Regions from separate parts of the Homo sapiens genome. Here region 2 is linked to region 1. A link is a contact called in ENCODE Hi-C or POLR2A ChIA-PET data. All regions are on one chromosome and are shown on one strand. The core of a region is the stretch at or near the end of the contact, and the rest is flanking DNA. Distances in the headings are between cores, read along the strand shown. Region 1 overlaps SPRED2 (sprouty related EVH1 domain containing 2). Region 2 has its middle 2.9 kb from the start of LINC03050.

Evidence for each region. Hi-C counts contacts between places; a loop is a spot of excess contacts on that map. ChIA-PET counts read pairs that join two places held with the same protein, here RNA polymerase II (POLR2A). Pooled maps may share reads with other maps.
Region 2: a pooled map shows a loop between it and region 1 (11-fold over the local background). The contact joins two enhancer-like sites. A Hi-C loop is called at or near these places in 7 of 37 single-sample maps with no recorded cell type and 8 of 50 pooled maps. POLR2A ChIA-PET finds 5 or more read pairs at or near these places in 2 of 52 experiments (A549 and OCI-LY7).

Annotation. Positions count from the first base shown.
Region 1 is chr2:65,318,634-65,322,814 of GRCh38, reverse strand. The region is part of intron 4 of SPRED2 (sprouty related EVH1 domain containing 2); the gene reads left to right. Among named protein-coding and RNA genes, the nearest start is that of ACTR2, 93 kb to the right of the region's middle. Within about 2 kb of position 2,319, at least 8 of the 41 ENCODE cell types and tissues checked have a DNase peak (open chromatin) inside an H3K27ac peak, as active enhancers do.
Region 2 is chr2:65,603,217-65,607,397 of GRCh38, reverse strand. No RefSeq gene overlaps it. Among named protein-coding and RNA genes, the nearest start is that of LINC03050, 2.9 kb to the right of the region's middle. RefSeq lists an enhancer at 692-1,171. Within about 2 kb of position 1,882, at least 4 of the 41 ENCODE cell types and tissues checked have a DNase peak (open chromatin) inside an H3K27ac peak, as active enhancers do.

The DNA of each region.
Region 1 (4,181 bases), core at 1,070-3,569:
AAATCCTTAGCAATCTAGAATAGAAGGAAACTTTTGGAACTTTATAATCACTCCAATTACCTAGAAATATTATATCTAATAGAAATTCATTAGAAGTAATTCTATCAAAGTCAGGTTCAAGACAAGCAGGACACTGTCCCCTCTGTTTTTCCATGTCATGTTGGAAGCCCTGGCAAAAGATGCAATGAGGTAAGAAGAAGATGGTATAAATATTGGAAAGGAGGCCGGGCACGGTGGCTCACGCCTGTAATCCCAGCACTTTGGGAGGCCAAGGCAGGTGGATAACGAGGTCAGGAGATTGAGACCATCCTGGCTAACAAGGTGAAACCCCATCTCTACTAAAAATACGAAGTATTAGCCGGGTGTGGTGGCAAGTGCCTATAGTCCCAGCTACTTGGGAGGCTGAGGCAGGAGAACGGCGTGAACCTAGGAGGCAGAGCTTACAGTGAGCCGAGATCGTGCCACTGCACTCCAGCCTGGGCAACGGAGCAAGACTCCGTCTCAAAAAAAAAAAAAAAAATATATATATATATATATATATATAGAGAGAGAGAGAGAGAGAGAGAGAGAGAGAGAGAGAGAGAGGAAAGGAGACCAAACTATCTTTTGTGAGCAAAATGATTTACTTAGAAAAATCTAGTTTCATAAGGGAGCTAAGCAAAACAACCAGATACAGGATCAACATACAGAATCAGTAACTTTCATATACCAGCAGTCACAGTTTAAAATAGAAATTTTTAGGCCAGGCGTGGTAGCTCATCCCTGTAATCCTGGCACTTTAGGAGGACAAGGTGGGCAGATTGCCTGAGCTCAGGAGTTGGAGACCAGCCTGGGCAACCTGGTGAAACCCCATCTCTACTAAAAAAATCAAAAAATTAGCCAAACGTGTTGGCACGTGCTTGTAATCCCAGCCACTCGGGAGGCTGAGGCATGAGAATCGCTTGAACCCAGGAGGCGGAGGTTGCAGTGAGCTGAGATTCCGCCGCTGCACTCCAGCCTGGGTGACAGATCAAGGCTCTGTCTCAAAAAAATGTATAGCAAAATAGAAATTTTAAATCCCATTTTATTTTTGCCATAACCCCAAGGAAGATTTTGGCCCAATTTTACAGATGTAAACACTGGAGTTAGAGATTAACTTGACCAAAATCATCTTATAATTAGCAGAGAATGATTCAAATCTAATCTGCCTGAGCTGAGACCCTGTTGTTTTTAGCATTGTAATACTCCCCTCGTTTCTGTTGTTCAGTGCCTCATATTAGGTTGCACACTTCTTAATTGGACATCTTTTTTTTTTTTTTTTTTTTTTTTTTAGACAGGGTCTTGATTTGTTGCCCAGGCTGGTCTCGAACTCTTGACTTCAAGCGATCCTCCTACCTCAGCCTCCCAAAGCGCTGGGATTACAGGCATGAGCAGCTGCACCCAGCTGGACATCTTTTTAGCAACAGGCATTGACATTGAGTCAGAGTCAAACCCAAAGGCAAGAGTGTTTTTAGAGGGTACATTTGCAGGTGGCAAGGGCTGTGCTCCCTGCATCATAGTGCACAAGACCTCCCAGTGTCAGCTGGGGCCAGATGGCAATGCCAGCCTCAGTGTCCACAGCAGGAGACATTAAACGCCCACTCTGACCTGCTCTCTCAGGATGCTGCAGTCATGCCTTCTAGGAGCCTGAAGTCCCCGAGCACAGAGTAGTCACAGGGGACCTCTGCTTTTGTTCTTCAAAGCCCTAACAGTTCTTAGACCCCCACTGGAGAGCAAGGGGAGTGTAGATACAGTTGGGAGCATGTGATTGCCAACTTTTTCATTGAAGGTGACAGCTTTCAGATTGGTAGGTTGGTAGGTGTCAGTAGCTTGTGCACAGAAATAACAGAGAGATGTTTAAGAATCTTGCTTGTGTATTAGGTATGTGCATACCTCAGGTGGGCTGCTTTTCTGCAGCCCACGGAAACCAGGGCAGAGTTATAGGAGAGCCAGTTCAGAGGTGCATGAGGGTAAAAGGAGATTTTTTTTCCCCTTTGCCTTTCTTGGAGATGCCCTGGTAGTACATTCCTTTTGTTTGTAGGTCACACTAGCTGCTTTGTAAGAATCATCTGTTAGTATCCATCTGAAATAGCCTTGGCTTCCAATGGAATCTTCTGGGAGTTCAGACAACCCTGAACAGCTGGGCCTGGAAGACTGCAGGCTCGGCTAGGACGCAACCTCAGCTCTGCCCTCAGGAGGCAGTAGACTGTGGACATGCCTCTCGAGGTCTTCTGGCCTTCTTGCTTCACTGTAGAAATTCGTCATCAGATAAGGCCTTTCTCAGTCTCACATCCTCTGACAAATGTCTGGGGAGCTTTGCACTGGACTGTGCAGGGAGAGAGGGCTGGGGAGGTGGGATGGGAATATCGGAAGGTAGCATTTCTGATCGACTAATGAGTCCTAGGAAAAGCCGGATGTGCCTCATTTCTCAGAAGGACTTTCTACACATTGTTAACCCAAAAGTGGGTCACAGAAAATAGGCTGAGTTAGGGTGAACAGATGACTAACACAGTGGTGACCGTGGTGTGTTAAATGGGCTTCTGAGAACTAAGTACTGAGAGCTTATTACAATGTTCAACACAAGGCTAACTTCTAACCTAATAGATGACTGTAACGTGGCTGTTGGATAAGAATTTAACTCTTGAGATTTGAATCACACTGAAAGGCCCTGATTACTCATTTGAGAGGTATTTATTGAGATCTGTAGTAACCTTTGTACTGTGAGACATCATCTCCTCATCTCCTGGGTTTGTATACAGCAGGGTGTACCTTGTGACTTGGAGAAGTTGTGTTTTGTGTTAATCTCAACAAAATACCTCTTAGCATAGGAGCTGGAAGTGGACTTACCTGGCTGTGAGAGGCAGCAGTGTGTGGGGCCTATTAGAAATCTCCCTGGGCTTTGTGGTCAGGGAGGCTGCATTTCAGTCCCAGCTCTGCCAGTGACTGTGCTGCCATGGCCTGGATTCACCATCTCTCAGAGTCCCTTAGTGCCAGTGTGTGACATGGAGATAGTGTTTTACCTGTGACCTGCTGGCCATGCTGAGGAACCGTGTCCACAAGTAGCTCAGGGCCTGGCACACCATAAGCACTCACACATATGACACCAAGAAGAGTTGTTTGTGAGGAAGAGGAGGGAACCTGGGGAGGAGTAAGGGGTAGAGAGAAGCCAGGAGTGTGGTGCCTGTGGGACTGCTTTGGAAGGAATCCATAGTGAAGGGAAAGTGCACCCAAGTGACAAACCCAGTGTATTCTGGCTTAAGTCACAAAAGAGAATTGGTGTCATCATTGGGACATCCTCGAGTGGTCAGGATTCAGGCTTGGCTGGATCCAGCAGCTCAAAGGGACTAAGGGTGGCTTCTCTTGCTCCCATCCTCAGACAAGTCCTTTCCCCACACCCGTGCCAGGATTCAAGGCTTATAGGACCCTTAGATCTTGATTACAGAAATGGAGACAGCTGCTTTTCTGACCGCTCTGTCAAAAGTCTCTCTATATTGCTTCGGAGAGCACCGTGTGTTCATATTGAAATTAGTCACCATGGCTTGGGGGATCAGAAGCAGGCATCAGCCATGCATGGCATAGACCAAACCCAAGTAGAGAAACATCCAGGAGGGTTGGGTCTCCAGAGGGATGCTGCACATGTGGACCAAGGTGTAAAAACTAACAATGCTTATGTTGCATAATGGAAATATGGGTGTGTTTTTCCTAAATTCTTGTAGTGCTTTTTTTCTAAGTATGTACTACTTTATAAATGAGAGGAGGATAAAAAGAACTTTTGTAAGTCTATTTGTTTTGCCCTTGTCCCTAAAATGATTTATGATAGCTAACAAAAACATGTAAAGTGATAGATAAGTCAGGGTATGGTGGCTCATGGCAGTAATCCCAGCATATTGGGAGGCCAAAGCAGGAGGATCACTTGAGCCCAGGAGTTCAAGACCAGCCTGGGCAACTTGGCAAGACCCCCGTCTCTACAAAAAATACAAAAATTAGCCAGGGGTGGTGGTGCACACCTATTGTCCCGGCTACTCAGGAGGCTGAAGCAGGGGGATCACTTGAGCTGTGTTCATGCCACGGCACTCCAGCTTGGGTGACAAAGCAAAATCCTGTCCCAAATACATAAATAAATACATTTAAAAATATATATATAAGCAAATGAGATGAGGGGA
Region 2 (4,181 bases), core at 633-3,132, 290 kb before region 1:
AGACACATAGCAGAGACTTTTTTGAGAGATAAATTTTGGAATTCTAAAATCTCAGTTTTTATATCAAAAGGCAACTTCTGGAAGCCTCAGAGCATAGTGTCATAATTGGTAGAACAGGGAAAAATTTTCAGCAGTGATGGTTTCCCTTACCATAGGAGGGAACCCACCCCACCAGCTCTTTTTTTTTTTTTTTTTTTTTGACAGAATTTCGCTCTTGTGGCCCAGGCTGGAGTGCAGTGGCGCCATCTCTGCTCACCACAACCTCTGTCTCCCAGATTCAAGTGATTCTCCTGCCTCAGCCTCCCGAGTAGCTGGGATTACAGGCATGCACCACCACACCCGACTAATTTTGTATTTTGAGTAGAGACAGAGTTTCTCCATGTTGGTCAGGCTGGTCTCAAACTCCCAACCTCAGGTGATCCACCCACCTCAGCCTCCCAAAAGTGCTGGGATCACAGGTGTGAGCCACCATGCCTGGCCCCACCTCACCAGCTCTTATCCCACCAGCTGTGAACCTTGGTGAGTCCTTAGTGATCTGATCACATAAGGACACTGAGCCCTAGGGGTGTAGGAGGATTGAAGCCCTGATGCAATGCTTATCATTTTAGTCACCTATCACTCAGTCACAGTTCTGGTGGTTTAGCTATTTCTCTCCTCAAATGCACGGAAAACTGTGATTTGGTTCTCTACAAATGACACTTTCTGTTTTTGTGTTTGTTTTTCAAAATACCTTGGCATAACTCATACAATGAGATTAGAATTTGTTGGTGAACTATTTTTCAGCTCAGTAACCTATTTTTTTAATTGTGGTAAAAATAAAACCACATAACATAAAGTGTACCATCTTAACCATTTTTAAGTGTACAGTTCAGTAGTACTAAATATATTCACATTGCTGTGAGATACATCTCCAGAACTTTCTCATCTTGCAGAACTGAAACTCTATAACTATAAATAACTCTCTTTTGCCCCTTCCCCCAGCTCTTGGCAACCACCCTTCTACTTCCTATTATCTACGATTTGACTAATTTAGATATCTCATGTGAGTAGAATTATACAATGTTTTTCCTTTTGTGTCTGGCTTGTTTCACAGAGCATAATGTCTTCAAGGTTCATCCACGCTGCACCAAGTGTCAGAATTCCTCTCCCTTTTAAGGCTGAATAATATTCCATTGTATGTAAATGCCACATTTTGTTTATCCATTCATCCACTGATGAATATGTAGGTTGCTTCTACCTCTTGGCTCTTGCAAATAACCCTGCTATGAACATGAGTGTGCAAATACCTTTTCAAGACCCTGCTTTTAATTCTTTTGGATATAGGCCCAGAAGTGAGATTCTGGATCATAAGGTAGTCCTAGTTTCAATTTTTTTGAGGAACAATGATACTGTTTCCCATAGCAGTGGCACCATTCTACATCCTCCAACAATTCCCAGGGTTCCAACTTCTCCACATCCCTTTCAACACTTACTGTCTGTTATTGTTGTTGTTTATAGTAGCCACTGTAATGGTTGGGTAATGCCTCAGTTGTGGTCTTGATTTGCATTTCTCTGGTAGTTAGTGATGTTGAGCATCTTTTCATATGCTTTTTGGCCATTTGTAACTCAGCAACCATTTTTAAAAGTGTTGATTTTTGAAGCTCTGAAATTGAGTTTTCCTGTTTTGGGGCAGGCCCCAACTGCCACTTTTCACAGAGGAGGTCCCAGTGAAAAAGAGGCAGTTTCTGTTTTTGACTTTAACATATGACTAAAGTAAGGTTTCTCAGCCTCATCACAATTGACATTTTGGTTGAGGAATGCCCCGTGCATTGTAGGGAGTTTACCAGCATCCCTGGCCTCTAGATGCCAGTAGCATTCCGGCTCCCCTGGTGACAGCCAAAAATATCTCCAGACATTACCAAATGTCTCCGGGGGAACAAAACTGCCCCTGGTTGAGAGCCACTGGATTAGAGTTTTCAAACTAGCATGTTTGAGTTGGCCAACGTGACAATTTTAAATTTTTGAGACAACATTAAAAATTTTGTAGATATCACCTAAAAATTCAGATTTCCAGCTTCTCTTGAGGAAGCAGAGGATACAGGCTATCTTGGGCCTGCATTGCCCCATGGCAATATTTGGCTGGGCTGAGTAGCTACTGCCCCACCCAAGTTTGAGGTGGTTCCCTCAATGTAGCCCATAAAATAAAACCATTGTGAATGCCAGATACATCTGCCTCTAGTTTATCCAGTGAAATAATTCTGATTTGTCTGAGTTTTCCTACTAGTATGCATGATAATGTAAAATCCCAGACCACTGGACCAAAACTACTAGAATTATTTGATATTCCAAAGTTTACTCTCTGTCTTTGTCTGTCTGTCCCTCTCTCTCTCTCTCTCTCTCTCTCTCTCTCTCTCACACACACACACACACACACACACAGAGAGAGAGAGAGAGAGAGAGAGACAGCAAGGTTCACAGAACACTGGACTAGAAGCTGGGAGAGCAAGGTTCTAATCCTGAGTCTGTGTCCTTGATTAATTCAATTTAACAAGTATTCATTGAATGCCTACTACATGAAAGATTTCAAGTTGAGGTCCAGAACTCATATGGACCCTGGCTTCCTTAACTAATGCTCGTATTGAACAGGTGAGTTTCAAGAGCTGATTGAGCTCTAACCACCTACAATCCATACATAAACATAATATAGTAAAACCCTGCTGCTCTGGAAAAATTGAGGCTGGGAATAGAGAAAGAGAGAGTTTGGACTAGTGGCCAGAAGAGACTATAAAATCCTTTTAAATAAATGCAGTTATATATTTTTCACACTCATGTAGTTATGCACACTGGGCTGTGACAGACACGGTTGGCATGACATACATGGGGGTATACCACCCTGATCCCCCAGCAGGGCAGGACCTTCTGCCCAGCTATGGGGAATGTAGCCTTCCAAATCTGCCTCAGCTGCAGAGAGCTGCCTCTCCCAGCAGCCCACATCTGATGAGTCATCTCCTAGGTATAAAGTCCTGGTCATTTCGACCCAATGCAGGATACAAGCAGGCAATACTTGCCCCGGAACCCTCCAAAGCCAAGAAATGGCCCAGACTTTTTCAGGCCTACCTTGCAGTTCAACTCCTTCCACTACCCAACCCCGCTTTCTCTCCCTTCCCTTCAAAGGAATTGAACCCTAATAACATTTTGCACCCCAAACTTGGCATCAGCATCTGCCTGTGGAGTACACACACTTCAGCAGTTGGCTATTATTGGATAGGCATGCACGTATGTACATGTGTGTGAGATTTTGGTCAGGGATCCACCTCTTGCCCACTTGACCCAGGAGTTGATTCATCTATAGCTCTAAGTAGTCAGTGTGAGCCCATTCACCTCCCTACTGACTGATTTAGGAAGCGATTGTGATCCAGTGCTGGCCAATGAGATGTGACAGAAGGTCAATGAAGGGGTTTCTGAGAAATCTTTCCATAATAATAAAAAGCAACACACAGGGAGAATTTTCTTCTGCTGGACAAGGTCATATCTATTTTGATGTCAGAAATCTGGCTGCTATCTTGGCACAAGGAGAAAGCACAAAGCTCATTGAGAAGGGCAAAATGGAAAGAATGGGAGACACTTGTATATCTTGGGATGTTGATTTTGGAACCAACCTGCAACTTACCCTATGCAAGATAACAAATTATCCAGAATGGCCTAAACCATTCTGACCTGTGCTTTCTGTAACTTGCATTCAAAGGCATCCTACCCAATGTACAGGCAAATCAAGCACAGCTTAGTAGAGATTCTTGTGGAGTCTTTTTTAATGACTATATTAAAAATCATAAATACCATGCCAATCTTTTGTATGTGAGGTAATTAAAAGTTTGTCATCACTGAGCAATTCTTGCCTTTGAAATCCCATTTTGCTTGTAGAATGTTAGAAGAATTTGCCAAGGAGAAACAAATCTTATCCCAATTCTCACTAATTGTTGATTGTCAAAGTATTTCAAGTCCAAGGTAGCAGCCTCATAGTTAAGGTTTCCTCCTGCAATCCACTCAATACGGCTGACCCAGCCTGCGTGTACAAGTTATGCCCTGCACGTCTGGTAGAACCTTGTGGTAGCATCTAACTCTTCCAGACTTCCAGGGGACCATTTCTAGGTATAAACCCAGAACTCATTGAATGATTTCCTAACAGCTACATTTCCAAAGGA